Regions from separate parts of the Homo sapiens genome. Here all the other regions are linked to region 1. Evidence: read pairs that join two places in POLR2A ChIA-PET (ENCODE). Cell type or tissue: OCI-LY7. All regions are shown on one strand.

Evidence for each region. Peaks named below come from ENCODE experiments on the same cell type or tissue, not always from the same donor. Only the 100,000 strongest peaks of a DNase experiment are listed, where the experiment ranks them.
Region 2: POLR2A ChIA-PET joins it to region 1 with 5 read pairs; 2 of 35 experiments call an interaction of 5 or more read pairs at or near these places.
Region 3: POLR2A ChIA-PET joins it to region 1 with 5 read pairs; 2 of 35 experiments call an interaction of 5 or more read pairs at or near these places.

The regions. Positions count from the first base shown.
Region 1 is chr2:68,097,332-68,102,331 of GRCh38, reverse strand. The region is part of intron 2 of LOC105374789 (a long non-coding RNA gene); the gene reads left to right. Among named protein-coding and RNA genes, the nearest start is that of C1D, 37 kb to the right of the region's middle. In OCI-LY7, no CTCF peak of the experiment used is centred here; a DNase peak (open chromatin) is centred at 2,881.
Region 2 is chr2:68,411,934-68,416,933 of GRCh38, reverse strand. No RefSeq gene overlaps it. Among named protein-coding and RNA genes, the nearest start is that of PLEK, 49 kb to the right of the region's middle. In OCI-LY7, no CTCF peak of the experiment used is centred here; no DNase peak of the experiment used is centred here; H3K4me3 peaks cover 1,094 bases; H3K27ac peaks cover 1,245 bases.
Region 3 is chr2:68,220,603-68,225,602 of GRCh38, reverse strand. The region is part of intron 1 of PPP3R1 (protein phosphatase 3 regulatory subunit B, alpha); the gene reads left to right. Among named protein-coding and RNA genes, the nearest start is that of PPP3R1-AS1, 28 kb to the left of the region's middle. In OCI-LY7, a CTCF peak has its summit at 197 (motif pointing right); a DNase peak (open chromatin) is centred at 202; H3K27ac peaks cover 622 bases.

The DNA of each region.
Region 1 (5,000 bases):
TGAGTCACTGGGATTACAGGCACCTGCCACCACGCCCAGCTAATTTTTGTATTTTTAGTAGAGGCGGGGTTTTACCATGTTGGCCAGGCTGGTCTCAAACTCCTGACCGCAGGTGATCTGCCCGCCTTGGCCTCCCAAAGTGCTGGGATTACAGGTGTGAGTCTCCACACCCAGCCTATATGTTTGTATTTACTTAATGGATACATTATTACATTTCACACACATGTAGGTAAAGCTCATTGCTTTTAAACTAAATAAAAAATGGTTTAAAAATTGATTTAATTATCCTTAAGCCATGAACCAAAATATTCTCTTTTCCTCGGCCTGTCTCATTCCTTAATTTGCAGATGGACCACATCATCTGAACATGGGCCAATTTTTACACAGGCCCAAACACATACAAAAGTATTTCAAATCTTGGTTGATTGGTAGGAGGCATGACTAAAAATCAGACTGGTTAGATATGCTGGAGGAGATTTTAGAATGAGAAATCCCAGAGCCTCAGAATTTTATAGCTTAAAGGGATCTTAAGGTTCAGGTAGTTTTAGATGAGGCCCTGGAAGACAAACTTATCTGTGCTTGATCACTGAAAATAATCACTGGTCTACTGACTGATGGATAGATTTTTTTTTTTTTTTTTTTGAGATGGAGTTTCAGTTTTGTTGCCCAGGCTAGAGTGCAATGGAGTGATCTCAGCTCACTGCAACCTCTGCCTCCTGGGTTCAAGTGATTTTCCTGCCTCAGCCTCTCAAGTAGCTGGGATTATAGGTGCCCGGCACCATGCCTAGCTAATTTTTTATTTATTTATTTTTTTTTATTTTTAGTAGAGACAGGGTTTCACCATGTTGGCCAGGCTGATATTGAACTCCTGACCTCAGGTGATCCACCCACCTTGGTCTCCCAAAGTGCTGGGATTACAGGCGTGAATCACTGCACCTGGCAGAGTGATGGATAGATTTTAAGTTTAAGGTAGTAGTTGGAACTGCACTGTCCAATACAGCAACCACAAGCACTTGAAATGTAGTTTAAGTTGAGATCTATTATTAGATCACACTAATAGTGTAAACTATAAACAGGATTTTGAAGACTTAATACTAAAAAAAGTAATGTCTCAATAATTTTTTATATTGGTTGCATGTTGAATTGTTAATATTTTGGATCTATTTGGTTAAATAAAATATACTCTTAAAATTAATTTCACAGTTTTATTTTGATTTTTTAAAATGTGACCTTCAGAAAATTTAAAATTACATGTGTGGCTTGCATTTTATTTCTATGGAACAGTTCCAGGTTGGACTATTTGGGAAGGGAAAACCTACTTATTTGAAGACTCAAAGGGAAGACTTAGGTCAGAATAGGGAATAAATTGATTTTCTCTATTTAACATCTATTTCCTGTTTAGGATGAGAAAGTTTATTTTGAGGCTATTACATTTCATAATCTTCCCAGTATGTGTTCCTGTTTGAGGATGAATGTGGCATGCCCTTATTTTCACACTAGCTTTTACATTCCTTGCATGAATCTCTTGGTGATCGATTCATCAGACAATATGTCTGATTTAATATTTATCTGACCAGTTACTTCAGAAGAGAGAGATAAAATAGAACATGTTCAAGAAATTGAGAGGTTATTGTGCCTTTGCCAGTCATTCAGCCTGAGTCACAGGCTCATCTGAAAAAATACAGGAGGGGTCCCCAGGTATAAATTTAAAGATAAACAAATATTGCAATGTAAATGATTTTGTCACACAGCTACAGTGCAAAAAACTCACATTGCTTGTGTGTGTCTGTGTGTGTTTCTAACAGCTTTATTGAGATGTAATTCATATCCCATACAATTCACCCATTTAAAGTGTTTTTTTAGTATTTTCAGAGTTGTGCAGCCATCACTACAATCACATTTAGAACATTGTCATCACCCCAAAAAGAAACTTTGTAACTCATTATCTGTCACTCCACACTTCCTCCAAACCTCCCCAGCCCCTGGCAACCACTAATCTGCTTTATGTCTCCATAGATTTATCTATTCTTGACATTTCAAGATCCATTCATGTTGTGTCCTTTAAAGGTTCATTGACGTTGTAGCACATGTCAATACTCCATTCTTTTTTGTCATTGCATAATATTGTGTGGTTATACCACATTTAATTTATCCATTCACCAGTTGATGGACCTTTGGGTTGTTTCTATTATGTGGCTGTTATGAACAATGCTGCTATGAACATTCACCTACACACTTTTTTCTTTTTGTATCATTTCATATGTTTCATTTCTTTTGGGTACATGCCTAGGAGTGGAATCGCTGGGTCGTATGGTAACTCTATGTGTAGTTTGTTGAGGAACTGCTGGACTGTTTTTCAAAGTGATTGTACCATTTTACATTCCTACAAGCAATGCTTGAGGGTTCCAATTTCTCCACGTGCTCGCCAACATTTTTTTTCCTCTTGAGCATAGCCATCCTCATGGGTGTAAAGTGAAATCCGCTTGTGGTTTTGATTTACATTTCCCTGATGGCTACACATGTGTGTTTATAACACATTTTATCCAGTTCTGAAAGTCCACTCACCAGGCTGGTTATTCAGTATTAGTATTGGGGCTCCCTCCCCTCTGTCATTAGAGCATACCTTACTTCCAGATACAAATGTGGTGGGGGCCTACCGCTTAGTCCTTGTTGGCCACATCATTACCACTGCCCCTTTCCTCTGCTTGGTTCTACCATCAACAGCTTGTCTCCCACCGCGGACCATGTATTCTGCTTTCACACCCGTGGCTCTTACTGTGGACTCTCCCAGCACACCTCAGCTAGTGCCCCCATCTTGCCATTGCATGCAAGTGGAGCACAGGACCCGGCCTCTTGCAGAGACTTGCACCCCTCAGTCACTTCCTCTCAGGTGTGAAAATGAAACTTTCCATTACGTTCTCAGAACCCCTTTCCTTTTATGAAATTTAGGCCCACTGATTCTTCGAGGCTATACTTCAGAAAGCATGACTACATGTTATCTCTAGAGTAAGGAAGTCCAAGGCTTCCATGCATAAACGCTTACTCCTTGGTTTACGATAAGCTGAAAGCAATAGAGATAGTGTCTTGGATAGAATTCCCTAGAAGCAGAGTCCAAAACAGGGATTCAAATGCAGAAGACTTATTGAGGGAGTGTTCTTCAGAAACAGAATTAAAAAACTTAAAGGGGCGGCATGAAAGCAGGATAGGGAGAGGGAAAGAGAGCAAGGACGTTGCCTCAGGGGAAGCCTCACGTTGGTCTGATCCATAGGGGTAGACTCTAAAGCAGTGTTGGCCAGTAGAACTTACCATGATAATGGAAATGTTCTATAGAATCTGCACTGTCCAGTAGAGTTGTCACTGGCTACCTATGGCCATTGAGCACTTGCAGTGTGGCTAGTATAACTGAGGAACTAAATGTTTAATTAAATTTGATGTAAATTTAAATAGTTAATATGGCTAATGGCTACCACATCAAACAATGTAGTTATGGAGTGTAAACCTCAAGACAAAATTGAGGGAAGGGGATTGTCCTCTTGTGCTCTCAATGGTTGTGGGCTGCCTTGGCCTTGGTGGGAGGGTGGGGTGGGGCATAATTTCTGTAGTAAGTGTGTTGGCACCAGACATTCACACAGCTGGGGAGGGTGCACTGGGCCAAGCAAAGCGGGTAGGGGTGCACCACAGCACCTACTACAGGTTAGGTCTCAACAGGGTCATCCTGACATCCTATTTTAATCCCAGTTCACGATTTCTCCAAGAACTAATTATAGCCATAGAGTAACCTGAGGCCAACAACCAGCCATGCGCTTCATGCAGCAGAACAGCCTTCCCAACCCCCAAAGCTCACATCTCTGGCAATTTCTCTACTGGTTTGCTGGTCCCAAGAGGAGGATCATGATGTTTTGCATAAGCATACAAAGGAATGCAGAGATAATTTTTCTGTGGGCTTCTTAGTATTAGCTTTTTCAGCCATAGAGAGGAATTTATTTGAATCAACAATATTTACTACAGTCTCTCAGATGACTAGCCTCAGAGCTCTAAAAAAGAAGAAAAAAGAAAACGTTACCCTTCCTATGCTAAAATGTCATGGATTTGAAGTTATAAATGAGGAAACTCAAATTCATGTTTTATTTATAGCTATTAAACTTGATTCATGGTGTTGAAAAAACAAATTCAGCTTAATTTATGCAGGAATTAACTTTGGTGGAGATTAATTTTGAATCTGTAGCTCCTTCCTAATGTATATCATCTCTATTTGGCTTGCAGACAGAGAAAATAGTGAGTAAAAATAGAAATAAAAGCAACAAACTTCCAAAGAGAAATCCTTCGAATCCTTAAAATGAAAATAAAAAGATGTTTTAAAAATCAGAATACTTTTGGAGTTAGAATTTGGAATTAATTTAATGGTCCTTTCCATTGAATTTGGACATTTGGTACAGAGTTTTATATGGAAATACCTAAAATGGGTTGGGTACAGTGGCTCACACCTGTAATCCCAGCACTTTGGGAGGCCGAGGCAGGTGGATCATTTGAGGTCAGGAGTTTGAACCAGCCTGGCCAACATGATGAAACCTCATCTCTACTAAAAATACAAAAATTAGCCAGGAGTGGTGGCAGGCGCCTATAATCCCAGCTACTCGGGAGGCTGAGGCAGGAGAATTGCTTGAACCCAGGAGGCAGAGGTTGCAGTAAGATGAGATCACGCCACTGTACTCCAGTCTAGGTGACAGTGAGACTCCATCTCCAGAATAAAAACAAAAACAAAACCAAAGCCTAAAACAGAAGAAAATAAAAAATAAGACATTGGCATTTATTTATATGTATCTCTCTCTATATATGCGTGTGTGTGTATTTTAGAGACAATGTTTTTCTCTGTTGCCTAGGCTGGAGTGCAGTGGCACGATCACAGCTCACTACAGCCTTGAACTCCTGCGCTCAAGTGATCCTCCTTCCTCAGCCTCCCAAGTAGTGAGGACTACAGGCATGCATCACCATGCCTGGCT
Region 2 (5,000 bases), 310 kb before region 1:
AGGCCATAAAAACCCCGGACTCAGCCACACAGACAGCTACCCACTCAGGATCTCCTCTCAACTGAGAGCTTTCCTTCTGTCACTCGATAAAATTCTTCTCCGCCTTACTCACTCTCCAGTGTCCATGTACCACATTCTTCTTGGTTGTGCGACAAGAACCCAGAACCTGCTGAATGGCAGGAGTGAAAAAAGCTGCTGGTGCTGCACCCTCCCATTCCTCAAGCTGCAGGTAGTGGGAACAAATGGGCTCTAACCCTCCTGTTCACCTAGCTGCAGGTGACAGGAATGAATGAGCTGTAACCCGCCCTTCTGCCCACTGAGCTGCAGGCAGTGGGAATAAAAGGGTTTGTTAACACACACACCTGCTCGCCAGACTATAGGAGAAAGAGAGCTGTGACATGCTCCCACTTGCCAAGCTAGGGGAGTGAAGAGCTGCAACAACGCTTAGGGGTTCAGACCTTGGGACTCCCCGAGCAAGAGCTGTAACACCGTTTGGGGCTCCACGATTGCTGCCATCTCCAAGTTTTCGGGCACCACCACATTCCCCTTGTCTAGATTCTAGTGTCCAAGGTGGAAGTCACTTGTGGCACACCCTATTCAGCCACAGGCTGAGCGCAGAGTCACAGTGGGTGCAGGATCCCAGCCAGGGCATGAGCTGAGCCCAGCCTGCCAGGCTAAGCAGGCAGAGCGAGCCCAGTGGGCCCAAGCAAGGCCTGGGCAGAGGCAAAAGCAGCCACAGAGATTTCTGGCTGGCAAAGCAGCACCAAAGGAATCCTGTAACACCCAGGCAACCACTGATCTGTTTTCTGTTATTATAGACTATTTGCATTTTCTAGAAACTTTTATCAAAGATACACAGAATGTACTCATTTTTATCTGGCCTTTTTCACTTAGCATACTTATTTTGAGATTCATCCATGTTGCACATAGCAATAGTTCATTTATTTTTATTGCTGAGAAGTATACCATTGTATGAATATACATAATTTGTTTCTCTGTTAACCTTTTGTTTGATATTTAGGTTGTTTCCTGTTTTGACAATCACAAAGAAAGCTGCAATGAACATTAATGTACAAGTTTTGTGTGGACATAGGCATTCATTTCTCTTGGATATATATCTAGAAGTGGAGTAAATACTGTGTCTTTAGCTTTTTAAGAAACTGTCAAGCTGTTCTCCAAAGTGGTTGTACCATTTTACTTTTCCACCAGCAGTGTATGAGAGTTTCAATTCCTCCACACTCTTGTCAACACTTGGAGTTGTCAGTCCTTATAATTTTGGACATTCTAATAAATATGCAGTAGTATCTCATTATAGGTTTAATCTGCATTTCCCTAAAGACTAATGACAATGAACATCTTTTCATATATTTATTTGCCACTCATATATATTTGGTAAAGCACCCCTCTTTTTTATTATGTTCTTTGTTTTCATATTATTGACAAAACATGGCTTTTGATCACACAGCAGTTTTTTCTCTTGGATGTATATCTACGAGTGGAGTGAATGGTGTGTGTTTAGCTTTTCAAGAAACTATCAAGCTGTTCTTCAAAGGGCATAAACCCAGTGCTTATCATCGTAGACTTAGGCTTAAAGTTTTTAAGTACATTCACACATGCACAAGTATGTATATATAAATAGACACATGCATGCTATCAGGAAAATGTTTTGTGACATGATGTTAGAGAATAAAATCCCCAGAAGCCTCAAAACCAATATCAGCAGGGCAGAGCTACTTGCATGGCTGTATCTGACCATAGAGGTTTTCCTTTAAACAAAGAAAAGCCTAGGACACAATGTCATGGCTGGCTGTGGCCTAACGGGAAATGTTGCTGCAGCTGATAGGACATGAGTGGTGGGCACAATAAGCCAGGGGTTCCCATGGCAACAAGATAGCTAGCCAAAAGTTGGTAGGAACTAAATAGACCCACAACAGAGCCAAGTGCTTAAGTGCATGGATTCAGAAGCCAGGTGGACCTGGATTTGAATCTCTTTTCACTACTGGCCTAGGGCTTTTGAGCAAGCTGATGAACCTCATTTTCTTCACGTGTAAAACGGGAATGAAGCTGCCTCACGTGATTGTTGTGCAAATTAAGTGAGAAATTTCTATGCCATAGAGCAAGGCCCTGGCACTCACAGTGAGCACTAACTAAACTCTAGCTGATATAATGAAGGGGAATTTTAAAATGGGAATTAAAAGCATGAACTCTGGGATCAGCCAGAATGGGCTAGAACACTGACTCTGTCAATTCCTAGCTGTGTGACCTTGGACAAGTCACTTCACCTCTCTGTGCCACAATATCCTCATCTGTAAAATGGGAATAATATGGTAAAACCTGAGGTTGTTATGAAAGTTAACTGAGTTAACATAAAGTATGTAGGCTGGTGGTAGCAGACAGGACAGATTTGCTATTACAGCTGCAGTGATCTTCCTAAACTCACATCAATACACAGGATACCTTGGAGATATCACAGATTCAGTTCCAACCACCGAAATATCACAATAAAGGGAGTCACACAATTTTTTTGGTTTCCCAGTGCATATAAAAGTTATGTTTACACTACACTGTAGTCTATGAAGTATGCAATAGCATTATGTCTAGGAAAACAATGTACGAACCTTCATTTAAAAGTGCTTTATTGCTAAAAAATACTAACAATCATCTGAGCCTTCAGTGAGTCACAATCTTTTTGCTGGTGGAGAGTCTTGCCCCAGTGTTGAGGGCCTTGCTCTGGATTAGGCTTTAGCTTAAGGGAATATCATGACTGGTTTGATTTTCTTTTTTGAGACAGGGTCTCCCTCTGTCACCCAGGCTGGAGTGCAGTGGCACAAGCTTGGCTCACTGCAGCTTTGACCTCCCAGGCTGAAGAGATCCTCCCACCTCAGCCTTCCAAGCAGCTAGGACCACAGGCTAATGCCACCACAGCCGGCTAATTTTTTGTATTTTTTTTATTTGGGTTTCACCATGTTGCCCAGACTGGTCTCAAACTCCTGAGCTCAGGCGATCTGCCCACCTAGGCCTCCCAAAATGCTGGGATTACAGGTGCGAGCCACCATGCCAGGCCTGATTTTCTATCCAGGCCACTAAAACTTTCTCCATAGCAGCAATAAGGCTGCTTCACTTTCTTACCATTAATGTGCTCACTAAAGTTACACTTTTAATTTCCTCCAGATACTTCTCCTCTGAATTCACAACTTGGCTAACTGTCTGGCACACAAGTCCTAGCTTTCAGCCTGTCTCAGCTGTCAGCACGCCTTCCTCACTAAGAGTAATCATCTCTAGCTTTTGACTTTAAGTGACAGATGTGCGACTCTTCCTTTCACTTGAACACTTAGAGGCCATTGTAGAGTTATTAATTGGCCTAATTTCAATATTGTTGTGTTTCAGAGAATAGTGAGGCCTAAGGAAAGGGAGAGAGATGGGGAAACAGCCAATCAGTGGAGCAGTCAACAGATATTTACTAAGTTTGTGGACTTAGATGGGCATGGTTCATAGTGTCCCAAAACAATAACAATAGTAACCTCAAAGATTACTGATCACAGATCACCATAACAGATATAATAAGCATGAAAAAGTTTGAAATATTGCAGGAATTACCAAAATGTGCCACAGAGACACAAAGTGAGTGCATGCTGTTGGAAAAATGGTGCTGATAGACTTACTCCATGCAGGGTCGCCAGAAACCTATAATTTGTAAAAAAAAAAAAAAAAAAAAAAAAACAAACAAAAAAACAAAAAACAAACAAACAAAAAAGCAATATCTGAGGAGCACAATAAAGCAACATGCAGTAAAACAAGGTATTCCTGTATAAGGAGCCTCCTCATGATAACAGTAATTACTTCATTCCATCAGCTATTGATAATGTACCCACTATGCACAAGCACCATGTTAAGCATCAGAAAGGATTGAAAAAATTATGAAGCACGAATACTTTTCTGACCCCAAAAAACACCAACCCTAAAACATCCAACACGATATGTGACTATTTGTAAATGCCTGGTGCAAATAGATGGTAGAGATATTCTGTGGCAGACGGTCTATCATGGAAGTGGGGAAAAGTACAATGAATAACAGGGAGGGCTAAGCCTTCAAGAAAAAAGAAGAATAAGAGAAACAGAGAGCTGGAGCAGAGAATGTTCTAGGCCATGGGGTTATATAGGCAAGTCAAGGTTGCAAAAGCTGACAATCCTCCAAGGACCAACAAGAGGCCAGTATGTCTGTAGTGAAGGAGAGCAGAGGGGAAATCCTTCTGGAAAGGGAAGTCAGGGCCAGTTTGTGAAGGCCCTTAAATGCTAGGCTATTGCATCAGTGTCTGAACTGTAAGCAGTGGAGAGTCAAGCAATTTATCGGTAGTTTTTAACTTTAATTTTGGTAGAAATTACCGATCATTTTTTTAAAAAGCAGCAGTGCAAGTATATAGACCCTACCGCATGCTTAGGAAATCAGAATTCCTAAAGTTGGGCCTCAGGCATAAGTTCCATGAAAAAAATTCCACAGGCAATTCTGACATAGACCAAAAGTTGAAAGCCACTACTACAGAGTGTAGATTGCCATGAGTACCTTCTACAGCAGAGGGGTCAGAGGAAAGGAAACTAGAACTTGTGGAGTGCCACCCATTTCAGGTGACTTACAGGTATTATTTCATTTAGTCCTAACAACAAGCCTATGAGAAGAATACTATTTTCGTTTTAGAGACAAAGAAACTGATACTCAAGATATGTCACAAATGCAGTAAAACCAGGAATTCAAACTGAGGCTCCAGGCTCCAAGACCACTGCCTTTCCCACTCTACCACTTGACCTCCCATTAACAGCCTTGTGCATTTTCCCCTTGAAACTTACTGCAGCTCAAATTAAATAGCAAATGTGGTGTTAGAAAAACTCTCCTCCCATCCTCTTTTTTCTCCCTCAGTGACAGCTAAATTTTACCTTCCCTTTACCCTGAAACTGAGCCAAAACCACTGAGGGCTATAATTTCACACTAGGTTTATTTTTTTAAA
Region 3 (5,000 bases), 120 kb before region 1:
CAAATCAGAAGCTCACCACTGCATGACTGGGTTCCCTTCAGAGTATCACAAGGCTGAAATCAAGATGCCATCCAGACCAAGTTCTCCTGTGGAGGTTCTGGGGAAGTCTGCTTTCCAAGCTGTTCACGTTATTGGCAGAATTCAGCTCTTTGCCCTTATGAGATTGAGCACTCTGTTTCCTTGCTCCTGTTCACTAGAGGTCACTCTTATCCCCGTCAGGCTGCCTGCATTCAATGCCATGTGGCCTCTCCACTTCCCTTGTGTTGAATTCCTCTCCTGCTTTGACTCTTTCATTTTCACCTTCTTAGACCACACAGGGAAAATTGCTTTTAAAGGGCTCTTACAGGTCAGGGCCACCTGGATAAATCTTATCCAGAGGTGGTTGATTTGGGACCTTAATTACATGTGCAAAATCCTTCTGCAGCAGTAACTAGATGAGTGTTTGATTTAGTAATTGGGAGAAAAAGTATGTATACAAGGGGTTCAGAATTTCAAAGGGCTACCTAAGAATTCTGTTCACCACATAATCATTTATTCCACATCTTCAGTTACACTTTGTGTGTCCATTTTTAAATTATAGCCATATTTATTATGCCAGTTGCCTGTATAGTAATATCTCACTTTGGTTTTAACTTGCATTTCTCTAATGTCTAGTGATATTAAATGTCTTTTCATGTGTTTATTTGATGTTAATCATATCTTTTGTTGTGAAATATCTATTCAAGTCTTCATGTCATTTTTTTTAAATTGCATATTGCTATTCAGTTGTTGTAGCATCATTTGTTGCAAAGATTTTTTTTCCCCATTTAATTACCTGGAAACCTTTCTTGAAAATTGTGTGTGTGTGTTTACTTTATTCTGTCCAATTGATATTTGTCTGTTCTTACACCAGTACCACTCTTTTGATGACTAGCTTTATAACTTTTTTTTTTTTTTTCCTGAGACGAGTCTTGCTCTGCTGCCGAGGCTGGAGTGCAGTGGCGTGATTTCAGCTCACTGCAACCTCTGCTTCCCAGGTTCAAGTGATTCTCCTGCCTCAGCTTCCCGAGTAGCTGGGATTGCAGGCGCCTGCCACCACGCCCGGCTAGTTTTTTTTGTATTTTCAGTAGAGACAGGGTTTCACCATGTTGGTCAGGCTGGTTTCAAACTCCTGACCTCAAGTGATCCACTCGCCTCGGCCTCCCAAAGTGCTGGGATTACAGGCATGAGCTACCGCACCCAGCCCTTCATAACTCTTTAAGTCAGATATTGTTAAGTCCTTCACCATTGTTGTTTTTCATTCAGATCCCTTGGCTGTTAGGTTCTTTGCATCTCCATATGAATTTTAGAATTAGTTTATTGATTTCTATAAAATATTCTGCTGGGATTTTTATTAGGATTGTCTTCTATATGCAGATCATTATGGGAAGAATTGCCATCTTAACAACATTGAGCCTTCTGATCTATGAACAAATATAGCTGGGTTTTCTTAGATCTCTTTCTTAGCTATGTCTTATAGTCTTCATGTGTACTCCCTGCACATCTCTTATTAACTGTTTCTAAGTATTTTGTATTTTTGATGATTTTGTAAATGGAACTGCATTCTTAATTTCATTTTCCATGTTTCCAGAATATGAAATATATTTAACTTTTGTATATTGACCTTTTATCTTGCCGTCTTGCTTAATTCATTTATTAGTTTTGATAGCTTTTTAGTAATTTGCTTAGGATTTATGTACATACACAATTATGTCATCTGCAACGAAAGGCAGTTTATTCCTTTCCAATCTGTATACCTTTTGTTTTTTTTTTTTTTTGTCTTCCCTTTTGTATTTGTGCAGATGTCTTTATCTTGTTCTAATCTTAGGGAGAATCTTATTACATATGACACTTTTTGAAGAATTTTTGTAGATAACCTTTTATAGATAGAGAAATAGTCCTAGTTTGCTGAGTTACTCTTGTTTTATCAAAAATGGATGTTGCAATTTGTCAGATGCTTTTATTGCGTCTGTTTGGTTGGCCATGTGGTTTTTTTCTTTTTTTTTCCTCTGTTAATGTTGTGAATCACGTTGGTTTTGAATATTAAACCAACCTTCCATTGCTGGAATAATCCTCAGTCATGGTGTTTATTTTTGGATTCAATTTGCTAAGATATTTTTAAGGATTTTTACATTATTGGTCATAGAGAAACATTAGATATAGTTTTCTTTTGTTGTTGTTGTTGTTTTGAGACAGAGTCTCGCACTGTTGCCTAGGCTAGAGTGTAGTGGCGTGATCTCAGCTCACTGCAACTTCCACCTCCCAGGTTCAAGCGATTCTTCTGCCTCAGCGTCCCAAGTAGCTGGGATTGTACAGGTGCCTACCATCATGCTCAGCTGATTTTTGTATTCTTAGTAGAGATGGGTTTCAACATGTTGGCCAGGCTGGTCTTGAACTCCTGACCTTAAGTGATACTCCTGCCTCAGCCCCCCAAGTGTTAGGATTATAGGCGTGAGCCACCGCGCCCGGCCATAGTTTTCTTTTTTTGTGATACTGTCTGATTTTGGCATCACAGTAGTGCTGGCTTCATAAAATGAGTTCAGGACAGTACCCTTCCTTTCTGCTTTCTGAAATAATTTGTGTAGGATTGGTATGTTTTTGGATTTCATCTTTCTGATGAATTGGCTCTTTTTTAGCATTATGAAATGTATAATTCTCAAAATGTTTGCTTTTAAATCTGCCTTCTTACTATTTACTTTCTTTTTTTTCTCATTTGCTTTTTCTTTGTACCTATTTGTCTGCCTTTCATGGGATTGAGTATTCTTTCTGATTGTATTAGTCAGGTTTCTCCAGAGAAATAACCAGTAGGAGATACATATGTCTAGAAAGAGATTTATTATATGATATTGCCTCACATGATTATGGAGGCTAAGAAGTTCTGTTCCTGCTGTCTTTAAGTTAGAGACCCAGGAAAGCTGGTGCTGTAGCTTGAAGGCCTGAGAGCTGAAGAACTGATGGTATAAATTCTAGTCTGAGTCTGAAGGCCTGAGAACCAGGGGCATTGAGGTAAGGAAAAGCTTGACTTTGCAGCTCAGGCAGTGAGGCAGAGAACTAATTCAATCTTCTGCCTTTTTGTTCTATTTAGGTGCTGGACAGATGGATGTTATCCAATCAGTTTTACTTAGTTCACCAGTTCAGATGCTAATCTCTTCCACAAACAGCCTAGCTGACTCTCACTCAGAAATAATGTTTAGCTGGATATCTGAGCATCCCTTGGCCCAGTTAGGTTGACACAAAATTAACCATCACAATGATACCATTTTATTTCGTCTCCTTTTTTAAGTTGTTCTAGAGTTTACAATATACATCTTTAATATACCATGCTGTACCTTCAAATAATGATACAGTGTTTCTCTTACAGTGTAAGATCCTGACAACAGCATACATCCATTTTTTCTCTACCCTTTTGTGCTGTTGTCATATGTTCACTTTATATACCCCACAACATGTTATCTTTGCTTTTAAAAGTCATATTTTAAAGACATTTAAACATGAGAAAAATATCTTTTATTTTATTTTATTTACCATTTCTGATATTTTTCATTTCTTTGTCTAGATCCAGCTTTCCATCTGGTATCATTTTTCTTCTGCCTGAAGAATTTTCTTTTGACTTTTTTTTTGTAGTGAACATATATTGAAGCCTAATCTTTCCTTTCAGTTTTTGTTATCTGGAAAAAGCATTTGCCATAATATTTGAAAGATATTTTTGCTGGATATAAAAACTGATAGTTTTTTTTTTTTAAACACTTTAAACAGATTCCATTGTTTCCTGTCCTTGGTGTATCTAAGGAGAAATATGCTGTAGTAATTATGTTGTATGTATGTAGTTTATCTTTTTTCCCCTCTGATTATATTTAAGATTTTCTGTGTCACAGCAATTTATTATGTGGCTTTTTTTTTTCCATGTTTCTTCTACTTAGAGTTCATTGAACTTCTTGAATTTGGGGATTTAAAGTTTTCATCAAATTTGGAAGATTTGGGGCCATTATTTCTTTAAACAGCATATAAAACGTTTTATTGATGTGAAATTCACATAACAAAGTCATTTTAAAAGTGAACAGTTCAGTGACATTTGTTTATTTATTTATTTACAAAGTCTTGCTTGGTTGCCCAGGCTGGAGTGCAGTGGTGTGCTCAAGGCTCACTGCACCCTTGACCTATCAGGCTCAAGCAGTTATCCCATATCACCCTCCTGAGTAGCCGAGACTACAGGCATATGCTAACATGCCTGGCTCGTGTTTTTGTTTTTATTTTTGAGGTGGAGTCTCGCTCTGTTGCCCAGGCTGGAGTGCAGTGGTGCAATCTCTGCTCACTGCAGCCTCCACCTTCAGGTTCAAGAGATTCTCTTGCCTCAGCCTCTCGAGTAGCTGGGATTACAGGCACCCGCCACCATGCCCAGCTAATTTTTGTATTTTTTGTAGAGACAGATTTCACCATGTTGACCAGGCTGGTCTTGAACTCCTGACCTCAAGTGATCTGCCTGCCTCGGCCTCCCAATGTGGTGGGATTACAGGCGTGAGCCACCATGCCTGGCCTTTTTTGTATTTTTTGTAGAGACAGTGTTTTGCCATGTTGCCCAGGCTGGCATTTATAATGTAGTACAACCACCACCTCTATGTCATTCGAAAATATTTTCATCACCCTAAAAGGAAACCCCATAGCCAAAAAGTAATTGTTCACCATTCCTCCTCCCCCAGCAACTGGCACCCACCAGTCTCTACATTCTGTTTCTGTGTAACTGGCACCCACCAGTCTCTACATTTTGTTTCTGTGTATTTTCTTTATCAGTATATTTCATATAAATGGAATCATAAAATGTGGCCTTTTGTTTTTGGCTTCTTTTACTTACCATGATTTTGAAGTTCATCCATTTTATAGCGTCCTATTATGTTTTATATTGGATGTCATACATACATTGTGAATCTTATGCTGTTGTGCTAGATTTTGTTTTATTCCTTTAAAGAACGTAAGAGTTTGTTTTG